Regions from separate parts of the Homo sapiens genome. Here region 2 is linked to region 1. A link is a loop called in an ENCODE intact Hi-C map of the cell type or tissue named here. Cell type or tissue: sigmoid colon. All regions are shown on one strand.

The links. Peaks named below come from ENCODE experiments on the same cell type or tissue, not always from the same donor. Only the 100,000 strongest peaks of a DNase experiment are listed, where the experiment ranks them.
Region 2: a loop joins it to region 1, with 3 times the contacts of the local background. A loop is called at or near these places in 2 of 110 quality-filtered maps.

The regions. Positions count from the first base shown.
Region 1 is chr10:129,092,756-129,100,755 of GRCh38, forward strand. No RefSeq gene overlaps it. Among named protein-coding and RNA genes, the nearest start is that of LINC02667, 180 kb to the left of the region's middle. In sigmoid colon, no CTCF peak of the experiment used is centred here; DNase peaks (open chromatin) are centred at 3,706 and 4,006; H3K4me3 peaks cover 340 bases; H3K27ac peaks cover 196 bases.
Region 2 is chr10:129,189,252-129,197,251 of GRCh38, forward strand. No RefSeq gene overlaps it. Among named protein-coding and RNA genes, the nearest start is that of MGMT, 270 kb to the right of the region's middle. In sigmoid colon, no CTCF peak of the experiment used is centred here; DNase peaks (open chromatin) are centred at 2,720, 3,680 and 4,125.

The DNA of each region.
Region 1 (8,000 bases):
GCCCCAGGGAGGGCCATGGCTTCCAGACCCACTCAGTGCTACCATCTGGGGTGGATCTTTTCAAGGCACTCTCCAAAATTATCAGATGGATTTGGTAATTCTCTCAGTAATTTACCCAAAAGAATTAAATTGTCTCTTGAGGTTTCAATCGTCCCTGGAGAGGCTGTATCTTGGCATTTTAAAAGCAACAGCACAGGCCGGGCGCAGTGGCTCACGCCTGTAATCCTAGAACTTTGGGAGGCTGAGGCGGGCAGATCACGAGGTCAAGAGATAGAGACCATCCTGGCCAATGTGGTGAAACCCCATCTCTACTAAAAATACAAGAATTAGCTGGGCCTGGTGGCGCATGCCTGTAATTCCAGCTACTTGGGAGGCTGAGACAGGAGAATCACTTGAACCAGGGAGTCAGAGGTTGCAGTGAGCTGAGATCGCGCCACTGCACTCCAGCCTGGTGACAGGGTGAGAGCGAGACTCCGTCTCACAAAAAAAAAGAAATGCAACAGCACAGAGGCCTGAAAGCCAAAGAGTTGGAGACTCAAAGACAGATTCCCTACTCATCTGCAACTCCCAGAGCTAGACGGACTCAGTATCTTCCCATCTGACATCTTGCCTGGCACTGGCTTTTCTCTTAATCCCTTCCATGTTCTATGGTCAGCTACAAAATACAGCATACTCACACCACATGATGTTTTGCACCATAGTGAGGGTTGTTTCTGAGGCTCCTTCTGGATTTTCTACCTTCCCAACCTCCCCAGTGAATCAGGCTATGTATATCATATACATACAAGGTCTACCTGACCTCCCCAGTGAATCAGGCTATGTAAATCATACGTATGTATCAGTCAATAGTTGGGAATGTGCTTGAGCTGCCTTCCTCAGTTTCACCTCCACAGCTCCCTGGGAAGCTGACATCGCCACCACTGCTGTTTAGGCAAGTGAACATGAGGCACCTTCCCCAAGATCAAAAAGCTAGGTGGACTGAGGAGTAGGGCTCAAACACAGCTCAGATGCTGCTGAAGACTCATCCAGAGCCTGTCCTAACTAACTTCACACCCTGAACACACAGGTGTGCTGGGCTTGGGCCCTGTGCGGTGTCCCCAGAGCTAGAGAAGTAAAAGAAGAAGAGGGAGGTGTCGGAGGCTGTGGACGGGCTCCGTGTGTCCCCTCCCCTTCCCTGGCGCAGACGTGGGTGGTCGTATCTACAATATGAGTTCAAAAGAACTGAAAGTCCTCTTGTCAAAATCTCTCCCTCACTCAAGGCCTGACACTGAGAAAGAAATTCCCACCTTTCAGTTTCCTCCTTTAGGCTAAGTCGCACGTCTGAAAAGCTCTGAGAAGCATTGCATGGGAGGGGAGGCCCATTAACTCAGGATCCCCCATTAGCCCACATTTCCAAATTTGCACTCAGCAGGACCCAAAAGGAATGACATTCAGTACTGGAACATCTGGATCAGAGAAAAAGGGAGGGAGGGAGAAGCCGAGAGTAGTCATGGTGAGAAATAGGGCAGAGGGAACTTTCCCCAGGAACTGGGAAGCCCTTCATTGGCAGGTGCCAAGTGCCTAGACCGGATGAAGGAAAAAGATGAGAGACAGACAGAGAGAGAGCGAAGTGGACAAAGGTGAACTGGGAAGCGCTTCTAGCAGCTGATAAGACTGAGAGGGCACATTCCCCAGCTTTGCCTAGGATGGACATAGACAAGCCAAGGCAGTAGAAGTCACCCTGGTCCAGGACGCTTTGCAAAGGCAGCCAGCATGGCAGAGTGATAGGAGTGATTGAGAGCTTGCCAGCACCATCTCCCCGCCATGGAACATGGTACCACCATTAGAAATGAGACCTGGGTGCCTCTTAGGACAGGAGGAAAATGACTTGGATATGTCTCCTTCTCTCTTCCTAGTGCAAAAGATAGCACTACCACTGGACCAGGAAAGATATTGGAAAAGTCTTCATAAAAACCCTGAGATGTCTGTCAGCCAATTCATAAAACCCTGAGTTGCCTGTCAGCCAATTCATAAAACCCTGAGATGCCTGTCAGCCAAGGGTGACCTCCAGGACCACTGCATGGGAGATATTTCCTTAGGGCCTCGCAGGCAGCTACAATGCAAGCCAATTTACCTGATGTTGAGATTTGGGGTGAGAAAGTGAACCCTCCAGTTTCCCAGAAGTCTGTCTCACCAGATGCAGAGACTCAGCCTCTTCCAGGAAGCATCAGGATTGGATTTGGGTCTGAGTGGCCAGCTTTCAATAGGACTCATTCTGTGACTCCAGGTCAAACTTGCCAAATGTCTTCCGCAGATTAAGTACAGAACCCTGGATCAAACCCAAATGTGGAGGCAAGGAAATCCACTTGCAAGTAGAATGAGGGTCTTAGACACATTGCACAGGTTTAGTGAGGGCCTGGAAACTAAATCTGTGTTATACCCACCCCCACCAGTAAAACTCAAAACTGTGGGCCAGTGTTCATGACGTATAGGAGTTTGTAACTTCATCTTCTATAATCCATTTCACACAAATGCACTCCGGCTTGCTTCCTGGGCTAAAATAATACAGGTACTTATAAGAATTCACCCACAGAGTTAACATAGGCAAATGCTTTGGTCCCATAATATATGAAGTCAATGCTTGGTTTCTTCTAGGATTCAGGCACGTGCGCACAAACACACACAAACACACACACACACACACACACACACCACAGCAGAAAGGGTAGGTTTTCTTTTATCCAGTGCTTCTACTGCATAGAGAAAAAGCAAGGGCTATATTTTATTTAATACAACATTTTCAAATATTTTGTCCTACTTTCTCACACAGCACCAAAAATATCCTACGTGGTAGGAAAATAGAGTTAGTGTAAACAGAGGTGAAGTATAGCTTGCTGAAAATATGCAGAATGAATTTTTGGTTAAAGGATGGAGAGATTCAGGATGGAGGCAGCAACTCCTCTCCCCGCTACAGGGATGCCCGGTAGGCAGTGGAGAAAATGTAGTAAGTACAACTAAAACTGGATTTAATCATCGCTACTAATAAAGGGCCAAGGCTATATAGCAATTTACTGTGCTGTCGGCAAAATGAATTGCTTAAGGCACATTAGCAGGACGTTAGATAACACACACGCAGTAAGTAAATTATGATTAAAATAACCATAGAGTAAAGACTGTACATGCTCCACCGCCATAACTCTTTTTAAAAATCTTTTAAAGATACCTCCCCCAGTGAATCTGTTTATCACCTCCTACAATTTTAATCAAATTCAATAAGCATATTTCTTACTCTATAAAATGTTTTTGATTGGTCTTTTTATTTTTTTTTCCAATTGGTAAATGAAAGAATGATGTCATATGACAGCATTAAATACTATTAAACAGACCATAACTAACATCAGCCGTATAAATTATACATAAGCTGACATTTTTATGCACTTCGTGAAGAATTGCTTCATGGGTTGTACAATCTTTTCCAAAACAAGCTCCTCAGAATAACGTGACTGCTTATGTTTCATGGCTACAAATGGGTAACTGAATTAGCATTCATTTATGAAGTTTTCACAGGGAACCCTTCTCATTCAAATACTTGTAGATTATAATTTATTTTTATCTGAGGCATAATTTTTCATGTGGAAGTTTTGCCAAAATCAATAGAACCAGAGCCAAGCCCTGTTCCCTATTCCCAACTTAGACCCTCCTCTTGGCTGCTGCCTCCACGTGTCTTCTCTAGCTGGGAAGGTAAACAAATGAGTCTGCCTCATAATTGTCATCTCTGCCAAAGTGCTGAGCTGAATATTATTTTTTACCAGTTCAGCCCACCGCACTTAGAACTCTATTCACACACGTTTTAAAATGGCTTTTTGCATTCTTACGCAAGGAGTGCAGGCTCTTGTTATATGGCAGGAAAACAGCATATTTCATTTCTGATTCACAAGGAAAGTCCATGCCAAAAGTGTCAATGACAACCCCAGGTTTCGAAATAGCCTAGATTAACACAGAGAATGTGCAGGGGCTTGGGAAACCCTCTTCTGGAGGAAGGGGTCGTATCAGGTCCTCTTTGTGCCTGCAGACAGTTGGACTCTGTCCCAAACCAGACAGTGTTTTCTTATAGACACGGGCAATGTGCGAAGAGAGCAGGATCTGGCAGAAAAAACGCTGAGGTATTAATCAAATAAGAAAGTCTAAGGGCCACCAGTTTTCCACAGTGTATCATCACAGTAAACATATGAGGATGAATACCCTGTTTGCTGTGAGTTTAAATGTGTCTGAATAATCCTGGTGACGTTGCAGGGACTTTTGATTCCAGTAATTTATCTTATATGGTGAAAATTCTTTTGTTGCTTTAATTTGCAAAGGTTTTCTTTCAATTTTCTGAAGTCCAGACAGTACCATGTACCCAAGCAAAAAATGCACCAGGAGATGTGAATTGAGCTAATGCATGTATAAAGTGCTGGGCGCCTAAAAGCTTGACAAATACGGGACTGCTATTGTCATTATTGGGATTTTCACTGATTCAAATGCTGGGTAATGTTGACTCTGGTTCAACACATTTGGGTGTATCTCTTGATTGGCGAGAATGCACTCCGACTATGCCTGTGCCATTTTTGTCCATTTCTCTATACATTTCATACCTAGCCATACTGCTGTAGCAAATGTTGACACCCACTAGGATTTTACTTTAGCTGAGATATTTTGCATTTGCTTATAATAGAAGAAAACCCTCTTTGCACACCTAGGAGTTAGTGCAGCTTGTTAGCCCACACCCAACACGGATCTCAAAACTTTGTGAATCCCAAATTATCACCCTCTCCAGGTTTTGAGTCTAAAGCAGTTTGGACAAAGGGGCACATTCCCTGGCTGTGGCTTATTGCGGGCATGCAACTGGGTGCCTGGCAGATGCCCTGCAGAATACTGGAGATGGCTGAGTTATGACCAATGAGAATTTCAAAATAGGAGAGCTGATATGCAGAGACAGCTACTATGTCAGGGAAATTACGTGGGCACATGAATGCATGTATACATATGTATGTATGTGTATTGTATGTGCATGTGCACGTATGTATATGTGTATATGTATTGCAAGTGTGTGCCCACACGCATATACATCAGACTCAAAGATGGCATTTTATTCCTACTGCAACTATTAAGGCTTTTTTGTAGCTTGTGGACACAGCTCTTTTCACCCTGGCCTTCCCCGGTGAGGTGCAGCTGGATTGTGAGAGGCACCCTTAACTCCCCCACTGGAAGTGGCCCAGGAACACCACAAAAACCCCAATGGGCTTCTCTGAGGCTTCTGAGTCAGGATGCAAAGAACAGAAGCTGGGGAATAGTAGTACATAAACTCAAAGCCCAAGTGCTGCCTGTGATGCTCCTCAATGAGTGTAGAAATCTGAAGCAAGTCCAGATTTAAAATCCTGGGAGAAGGACCAACAAGACAGAAATGATCGCATTTAATTTTTATACTTCGGACTGTAAAGCAAACAACGTTTTGATTTTTTCAGCATTACTGAGACATGTGAGGAAGGAATTCTAAGAATGAGGACACTTTCACCCCCATGACCCTATTTGTCCCAAAGACTTCACTTACTGTTTTTGCTGATAACTCACAAATCGAAGTTTTGGCCTGAAACTCTCTCTTGCGGTCCAGACGGGCATCTCACAACAGCTACCATGCTCCAGCACTGAGCAAGTGCCAGGCAGCTTCTAGATGCTTCCTTTGAGTTAGCCCAACACAGGCAGGGGAAGCAGAGGATCAGAATGGTTAAGTCCAGGCCTATAGGCATCAGGGAGGGTGGCTGCCTCTGCAGCAATCACTGCAGTCAGCGTGGTGGACTCAGCACTTGCCGTCTTCACCCCAGTGTCCCAAAGGCACTTCCAACTCTTCATGTGCCACAACTTAACTCTTCTTCCCACTCCAAATATGATCGATGGCCTGTGATCCCTCCCCTGGAGAACAGGACCTCCCGCCCTCAAGGGGAGAACATACGGGCCATGTGTGCCCAAAGGTGGGAATCTTGGGGGCCATGTTAGAACTGTTCTTGCCACAAGTCAAAATCTGAAAGCATAAAGCTTTGGCCAATCTTTGAGTGCATGAAGACAGTGGTCACCTTTGGTGAAAAGACACTTGGGGAGAAAGTCTGGGTTCCAACCTCCCCAGGAATGGGCCCTAGCATGAGGAGGGCACTGGCTGTTATGGCCATAGTCACCATGATCTGGCAGTGTGTATTCACCGGCACCCGCTCCTCGCCAGGCACTGTGCCCTGTGTCCCTCATGGGTATCACAACAGTTTGCCTCACCACAGGAGAGCTTTGGCTACGAGGCAGAAATTTGCAAAGAAGGGCTGGAGTGAACCACCTCTCCTCTGTGATACCTGCACTCGAATAGACAGGCTTTGATTTAATGGCCTGGAAATTAAGGGATGCACTCAAGGAGCTGCCTTCTGGCAATGGAGGGCAGGATGCAGGCATCTTCTGTTGATGGCATAGTCATCCCTCCTGTTGGCCAGTTTGTGGGTAATTCTGGAGCAAGCTGCCCAGGAGGAAGGGACTTGACTACCCTAGGCCCAGAGGAGGGCTAGTGTACAGAGATACCCCTGGCTGTTTCTAAGATTCTCTACCTGAGAGGTGCAGGTCTGAAGAGGCCAACTCGTGGGCATGGGGTGGTTCATCTTCCATCTCCCCTGGGAGCAGCCCTGCTGCCTCAAGGCAGGGATTCCTCAAGTCCAGGGGTCAGCAAACCTTTTCTGTAAAGGGCCGGGCAGTAAATATTTCAGGCTTTGCAGGTCTCTGCTGCAACTACTCAACTCTGTGGTTGTAGCACAAAAGCCACCATAGATAATGTATCTAACAAATAAATGTAACTCTATTCCAAAAAAAAACTTCATTTACAAAAGCAGGTGGTGGGCTGGATTTGGCCTTTGGGCTGCACTTTGCTAACCTGGCTGGAGTCGCCAGCCCTGAGTGGGCAGGGTGAGGCAGAGGCAGGCGTGGAGTTCACTCCTGGCTTTCTTGTTCTTGGGATTCTACTTCTCTGTAGATTTTCACATCGCACCATTCCAGGCCATCACTTAAGCCCGACTACCATCACCCTCCATGGGGTAGAGTGGAATGAAGAGTGTCCTCTCCAAATTCATGTCTACCTAGAGGCTCAGAATATCACCTTATTTGGAAACAGGATTATTGCAGACATAATTAATTAAGGATCTCAAGGTGCAATCATCCAAGATTTAGAGTAACCCCTAAATCCGATGAGTACTGTGTGTATTTATCAGAAGAGGAGAGGATGCAGAGACACAGGGAGAAGGCCATGGCGACAGAGGCATAGATCGGAGCGACACAGCCACAAGCCAAGGAACACCAGGAAGAGGCAGGGAAGGATCTTCCCCTAGAGTCCTTGGAAGGACCAGGATTCTGCTGACACTCTCAAACTTCTGGCCTCCAGACCTATGAGAGCACGAATCTCCAGTGTCTTAAGCCACCCACATTGTGGTCATTTGTTATGGTAGCCACAGGACACTCATACAGTTGGGCTATCTTAACAGCCTCTGAACCAGAATTCCTCCCTCCAGCATACCGCAGCACTCCCCAGCCTTCCTCCACATTGCATCCCGAGAAACCTTCCTAAAATATACGTCCAGTCATCACATAGCCCAATGCTTAAACCCCTTCCATAGAAACTCCATTTCCTACACCGTGACCAGGCTCCTAAACATGGTTCCCCACACACCTACACCTGTACTTCCCTCCACTCACGCCAAGCCTCAGTCACACCGAGCTGCTTGGAATCTTCTGGTTGCGGTAGCAAGCTCTTACCTCCTGGTGTTGGTATGCACAGTCCCCCATCTGAACTGCCTCCTGGCTCCCTCATCCTGCCACTCTCTCTCCTGCAAGATCCCTCTCAGAGGGCATCTCCTCTGGACAGATATCCTTAACCACCAGTGCATCATACCCTAAAACTTGACTCAACTCATTGATGTGTTTTCCAAACTTCTGACATCACCACCCTTCCCCAGGATTTT
Region 2 (8,000 bases), 96 kb after region 1:
AGGAGGTTGAGGCTTCAGTGAGCTATGATCACACCACTGCACTCCAACCTGGGCATCAAAGAAAGACATCTTCTAAAAACAAAAACAAAAACAAAACAAAAAAAACCCACAGCTAATTAAGTCCAAGGAAAGCAGAAGAAAGGAAATAATAAAGATGAGAGCAGTAATCAGTGCAATGTAAAGGAAACATATAGTAAGTAAAAATTATTTGGCATCTTTGAGGAAAAAAACGTACAATATCTCTAAGACCTTAGAAGATCAACAAATTTTAAAAATTAAAATTATGCAGTATCAGGAATACAGAAGGGGTCATCACCACAAGTTCTACAGACATTAAAAGGTAATAAGATGGTACTATGAATACCTTTCTGCCAGTGAATTTGAAAATACAGACTGGACAAATTACTTTCAAAATATAACCTACCAAACTGACACCAGAAGAGACATAAAATCGGAATAGTCCTGTGTCAATAACCAAAACTGAATTCTCCATTAAAAACTTCCCACACAAAAAAATACAAGACCCAGATGACTTTACTGTTGAATTCTTTCAAACATTTAGGAAGAAAATAATATCAATTTTACACAAGCTCCCTCAAAGAGTAGAAAGAGAGCAAATACTTCCCAATTTGTTTGTGAGACTAGCAAATGCCAATTACAGCGTATAAGAAAAAATATACATATTCTCTCTCTCCCTCTCTCTACATATATTTGTATATACACATACATATATATAGTGCACATACAATATAATGTATATTACAACATACTATACAGAAAATGCAAAGTAAATGTATGTACATATGTATAAGTATATGTTCATGTATTATATATAATGTGTGTCTTCCTATAACTTGTGTGTGCCCACATGCAGAGAGTTCTGAAAGAAAGGAATATATAATAAAGATAACTACCGTTATTTTAGGTAGTTGGAATTATCTTGTTCTTTTTTCATTGTTTCAGAATTTTCATTTTTTTAAATAAGTATGTGCAACATTTATGTTGAAAATGTTATAGCTCTTTTATTTTGAAAAAATAAAGTGAATGTTAAGGCATGTTACATTTTTTAATGGTGTTATTCAATATAATTCACACTCCTTTTAATTTCCTTACCACTTAAAGTTTACAATTCAATGACTTTTAGTGTATTCACATAACAGAGATCAGAGAAAATACTTCAAAAATGTCCCTTAGAATGTTAGTTTTAGTTAGATATAAGTAAACTTTAAAGTATAAGTTAAATCCAATAAATTATAGTGGGTTGTGGGATAAAAAGCCAAGTGAAGAAGTAAAGACTGAATAAAAACATGCATTTTCAAAAAGCTTGATTGTGAAGGAGGGGAAGAAAGATACTATCCAATGGGAAGCCCCACCATTGAGGGAGGGTATTTTCATAGGAGGTATTTGAACATACATATCCTCTCAAAGCAAAGAGAGGCAATAAAAGCAACAACAAAGAAGAATGGTTTTATGGATTAAGACTTTCTGGAACAGATGGGGGAAACACAGTGAGACACACCATTGCCAGTCTTTATTGGACTTTGTTCTCCTCTCTGTTCTCAGAGTCCTTGTTGTCCTGGCTTCCTTAGGGACCTACTTCACCCTGTCCTGCAGTCATTCCAGGTGCTTGCCAGGAGCCTGTGGCATCACCCTCTAGCTTGCACCTGCCATCAACACAATGGGGAAGCAAAGTGGGAGGGAAAACAAATTATTTCTCCCAGCCCCTACTTCTGGGTCTCCACTTCATCCCATCCTTGGAGACTTCTTGGAAACTCTCCCTGCAAAAGACTGTGGCAAACTCCTTGGGTACCGTGCCTAGCAGCATGGAGCAAGAAGGCCAGGAGGGCTGCCTTCAGGCTCCTCCTGCTTGGTTCTTAACCACCTAGTTTTTCTGGTTATCTTCAGTTACCAGAGATGTGCATCTCTGCCTGACATGTCTGACTTCCTTCTGCAGTGTTCAAGATTATTCCATACTCATGAATATTCATCCAAAGAAAAGAAAGAAGAAAATAATTGATTCAAAGGGTAAGATCTACTATTAAAAAAAGGAGGGAAGTGGGTAGAAACATGAGACAAAATAAGATTTGAGTCTCGGAGTTTTAGGTGTGAGAAAGAGTAAATTTTTGTATATAAAAGAAAGTTCTTATACATAAATATATTTTATATACACACATATTATCCTATTAATAAAAGTGAATCACTGAAGCAGAACCCAGCCCCAGCCCCAGCCCCAGCCCCAGCCCCTGTAGGGGCCTAGAAACAAGAACTTATCTGGAATAAAGGAGGAAAATGACCTCTTAGGAATCTGGTTGATTTTTGACAAGAAACAGTTGGTGATTTATAAAGTTCCCAAATTGTTTTTAAAAGATGATGGTATTTTTCTTGAAATTATCTAGAACCCTCTACCTTTGTCTCCTTCATACCAGTGAGAGTCCTTGTCCCTAAATTCAGCTGCTCCCCCCAAATAATAACCTCTTCAATCCCCTACTCTCCTGACCCACTCAAACTTGAGGTTAGAGCACCGGACAGTAGTTAGAGAAATTTTTGGCAATATAAAGGAAAAAAATTTTAATTTGAGCAACAGATGGACAATTGCATATTTCATTGTGGTTGGCAGCTTGCCTTTTCTTAAAGGGGCATTCACGAGCCCTGCCAACGGGGGCCTCAGGTGCTCCCAGCTGGTTCCCACTAACCAGGGTGGGCATGGGTCCAAGGCATCTTCATGCCGGGCCCCGCTGACATCTTCAAGTGCACTGCAGCCTCAGGACCCTGACTGGCTCCCAGCCAGGGTGACTGCTTTGTGCAGTGAATCAAAGTCACTGACCATTTCTGGAACCAGAGATGGTGTCTGAAGACATCCTCAAATCCACAGCAGGCTACTGCTTTCTCTCAAAGAAGGGGCAGCCCTTACTTTCCAGCAATCCCATTATCCCATCTGTTTTCCAGGCAAATGCAAGCGGCAACCCTCCACCAAGTTGTCTTTCACGCACACATGTACTTCTTTAATTGTTTGGGGAATTTGGAGGTCATGAGCTTGGGAGACTACAAGCTAGTGACTTTAAAAACACAGAATGCTAGACCTAAAAACATCCTTGACCTCATGTACCACGCCTGTGTTTAATTTAAAGGGTAAGGAAAGTGAGACTCTAAAGTCATACCCAGTGTGGAGCAGTGTTCAGTCCCCGGGTCCGTGAAGCAAACCCTCCCACTCAGGTAACACCCAGGCATCCCCAATCTAGCAAACGAGTTCCTCCTGGGACTCCCTTTTTCTCTCCCCAGACAAAACAATGTGCCCGTTGCATCCTGGTGACAGCACAGCAGTAGCACGGCTGGCCATTTCCTTCTTGTCCATCAGGCCGTCTCCACCTCCATCTGGGGGGCAGATTGGATCTTGCCAGGTTTTAGATCTCAAGCCCGACATTTAGTAGCACTCAATAAAGATTCGCTAGGACATTGCAACAGTGCATTGGCATTGATGTTTCTCTCCATCCTGGCATGTTATGCAACAAAAGACTCTTCCCAAGGATGATCCAAGAATCCCAGAAAATGCAGCTCTCAGAAACTTATGCTGAACCTTTCCAATTTCAGAAAGAATCCCCCCCTGGCTAAATCAGACACTCAGTTGGCTCCGATGTGGATGACTCCACACAGACAAAATGCAGAAGCCCTGAGGCTGAGCCAGGGTCTAGCAAGAGAGACAGAGAGTTCCTGCCAGCAGCCACTCCCTCTCTCCCCAACAGGGGAGGCACAGGGCAGCCCCAATGTGGACGGGACTCTGTCTGTTCTGCCAAGGTCATGAGTATTCCTATCCACTCAGAAGCCACTCTAGCTCCACTCTCTCCCTTTCTGGATTCCTGTGAAAACCAAAATCAAATACGTGTTAGGTTACCATTCTCCAAAATGAGAATCCCTGATACAGAGCAACAGAAACTAACATGTATTTAACACAGGGCACGTGGAACTCTTGGTTAACACCTCCTGACTCCAGATTTGAGGAAGACTCGCCAGTGACCCGCAGAACTCCTATTTCTAATTGCTTTCTCCTTGATTGTTATTTAATTTTCGTTTCTGAGCCTCCAGCTGCCTTACCACGTATGCCACCACCACCCGAAGCCTGACTCATCTTTCCTGGAGGTAGCACTGACTCTCAGTGCTGAGCAATTCGAGCCACTGGGGGGTGACGGGAAGAGGGAGCCGGCACAGCTCGTGCAGTGAGCTCCAACACATCACCATCTTGGGATGGTTTTGATAGCTCTTCTTTTGGAGCTATGATCAGTTATCACGTCAGTACGTAATATAAAACGGCACTCCACTAAATGGCACATCAGGGGGACCATGACCTGGACATTTCTCACTTCCAGCAACACTTCCACTTGTTACGGGAGCACAGAAACATTTTCTAATGCTTTTTATTCTTTGAATTCCCTTTCTCTACTGCCTTGGAAAAATTTAACAAACCAGGATGCAGTAGAAAACTTGTTTTTGAAAAAAATTGTAGAAAAGCAAGGAAAGGATAAACATGTAATTCAAAGTAGAGGTGCATCAGGGGAGAGAAAGCAAGGGTGAGGATGAATGCATGACTGTAAAGTGCATCGTCCAAAATGGGACCCTCTGGGGAGTCCAAGGGGCACTGTCAGTAAATGTGCCCCAACAACATGGTAAACCAGAATGGCCACACTCAGGACCGTAGACACACACAGAGACTGTCGTTGTCATTCATCTAGAGTCTAGGTCTCCAGTCAGTTGTGGGTTTATGGGTGTTCATTACATTATTAATCCATGCATATGTAAAATAGGGCTATGCATGGTCGAATGATGACAGAGATTAATAAACTAAGGACCAGTACTAAAACAATTCTCTGCAGCAGAAGTGCATTTTAAAAAATTAACACTCTTATTGGTGAATCCAGCTAAAGATGGGTTTATGTCACCTTGTACTTCTTTATCATCATCCTTCTGCTCTTTATTATATAATTTTGTAATGTTCACCTCTCTCTCTTTCTCTCTCTCTCTCTCTCATTTTCTGTCTCTCTTTCTCTTCATACTCTAAATACAGGCATTTAAACCATTAATAGATCTTTCAGATCGACTGTCACATTAGAACCCAGACTGCCAAACCCCAAACCACATCTTCTCTTTAATACATTTACTTCCTATTTTCTTTCCATTGACTCTAAAACCAAAAAAGCCCTGAATTATGAATGGAGTTTTTGCTAAGCAAAATTAAAAGCACACATCTATTTTTCTTCTTCTTCCATGAGGACAGACTCTTCCTCTATGTATTAGTCCATTTTCACACTGCTGTAAAGAACTGCCTGAGACTGGGTAAATTATAAAGAAAGAAGTTTGACTCACAGTTCTGCTGGGGAGAATCAGGAAACTTACAATCATGGCAGATGGTGAAGGGGAAGCAAGTACCTTATTCACAAGGTGGCAGGAAAGAGAGTGAGTGAAGGAGAAACTGCCAAACACTTACAAATCATCAGATCTCTTGAGAACTAACTATCTTGAGAACAGCATGGGGGAAACCACCCCCATGATCCAATCACCTCCCACCAGGTCCCTCCCTTGATACACGGGGATTACAACTCGAGATGAGATTTGGGTGGGGATGCAGAGCCAAACCGTATCACTCTATATTTTAGTCACTACAGTCATTTATTCATTCATCTACCCAACCAACCAACCATTTATTACACACTGTTCATAGGGCACTGTGACAGACACTGGAAAGGAGACAATAGTAGTTCATGTCACCTGATCCCTGCCTTCTAGGAATGTACTGTCAAAAGGCAGTTTATAAGCACCCAAATGAGCATGGCAGGTAAGAACCATTGTAGACAACTGGTGAGGTGAGCGCTCAGGAGCTGGACAGGATCATTAACCAGGTGTTCACAGTGCAATATTAACTGTGTGTGTAAGGAAGACTTGTGTCATCCAGCCCATCTGGAAGATAAGTATGGTTGTCTGGTTAACCAATTTCCCTATTTTGGGGAAAGTTTCCTTAGTCTGAACCTAAATTGCCAATTATAAAGGGAGTGTTTATTTTCTACTCAGATACTTATCTTCAAGCATTCCAAGACAAGATGCTCAGCTGACCACAGAAGGGTAAGAGTCCTCAAAAAAGGCAGTAAGTGTAAGACAGAAGCAAATTTTTTTGTGGAGAACATTAAGAGACACTTGACCCCTGAGAGTTCAAGCTTCAGGCTCAATAGCCAGCAGCTTGGCTGACATCTCTACTCATTATCCAATGAGAATTAAAACCTAACACGTCTAAAACACAGCTGCCCATTCCCCTTCCCCAGCTGGACCCTGCAGCACTTTCTTCATCTCAGCAAGTGGCCAATATACCCTTCCAGCTGCCAACCATGGGTGGCCTCTTTCTCCTCTTTACTCTCACACTTGATGTCTGATCCACCAAAACACTCAGTTGGCCTGATTCCCACAACAGACCCAGAATCTGACCCCTTCTTATGCCTCTACCCACCCACCCCATTCAAGCCACCATCCTCTCATCTGGACTAGTGAAGGGGTCTCCTGGAGCTGTTACCCCGCGCCCTCTACCATCTCATCTCAACACAGCTTATGTTCAATTTTCTGACCGATGCCCACAGGCCCTGGACAATCAGGCCCTTCCATTAACTCCTGACTTCATTTCCTCCTTGCTCCCCCTTGCCCATACTGTGTGTCCCTCCTGGAGACTTCCAGTCTTGCTGCTTTGTACTGGACATCTGCCTTGCTTCCCTCCTGTGACCTCATACTCCTTTACTTTGCTCACTTTGGTACTCCCAGCACCTACACCAGTCCCTGGTGCACAGCAAGCACTCCGTACCTATTTGTTGAATGTGGTGAATGAATGAATGAATGAATGAATGAATGAATGCCATCTGGAATGTTTGATCCCAAAGCCCTGTGTCAAAGTTGGTGAAGACACCCCATGGGAGGACCAAACTGATATTGCTGGAAGTTTTGATGTAAATTTGGGATGTGGCTCCTTGGAGCAAAAGATTCCATTTGTCATCACACTCAGAGGAACCGTTCCCACCCCTGTGAATGAGGGCCCTAAGCAGCCTTCCCAGTACCCACAGACCAACTAGGCTTCTACTGTGGGACCCAGACTTTCAGAGAGACAATGTCATCTTGTCCACATTTGGCAGTTATACTGCATCCCTTAAAAGCCACTCTAAGTGAGAAATGTACATTCTACTTTCAGGGGGAAAAAAAAAGAAAGAAACTTTCCTTGAGTCAATTAGATGACCCCATGGCCAAAATCAAAATTCCACATTAAGAAGAATATTCAGGAATAATGTCAGTGACTTGGGCCCCCACACAATACTTGGGCTCAGCCCCACCAGACTACAGCCACTCCGATATGCTGTTTCCCTCTTCCCCAGGGGACCTCCTTCATCCTTTCCCAGGAGAAAGACCCCCTGGCTCCAAGCTGGACAATGACATCCATGACACCATTGCAAACTCTAATCCACCCTAAACCCAACAAACTTCCAGATCAAATGCTTCTGCTCTGCACTCCCTTCACCCCGAAATCATCCAGGTCTTTGTGGAGACTCTGCATTCCAGGATTTCAATGATGTCCCCAACACAAATCCATAGTGGACAAACAGGGAGTGCACTCCAATATGCTAATTTTCCAAGTTAGTGATAAGAGATAAGCGTAAACCTGGATCTGTCATTATCACCTTCTTGGACTTCATCAGCCAAATGACAGCCTGAAAACAAAGATGCTTTCAGACAGGCAAAGAGTAGCCCCTTAAGAAGGCAGACAACAGGACTTGGAACAGGCAGGCCGCACCTGCAGTGCCCTGTGACTTGTCTGAGGATCACAGTCAGTGAATCTAGAACCCTCCCTCCAACCTGCTCCTCCTAGCCCAGGTCCTGATCCCCATTCACCTTCAGGAAGCCGAGCTACCTTGCTGTTGATTCTGTCAGCGTGTCCTGCACCAGCCCAACTCTGCCTCTAACTCAGCAGGTAAGGCTGGTTT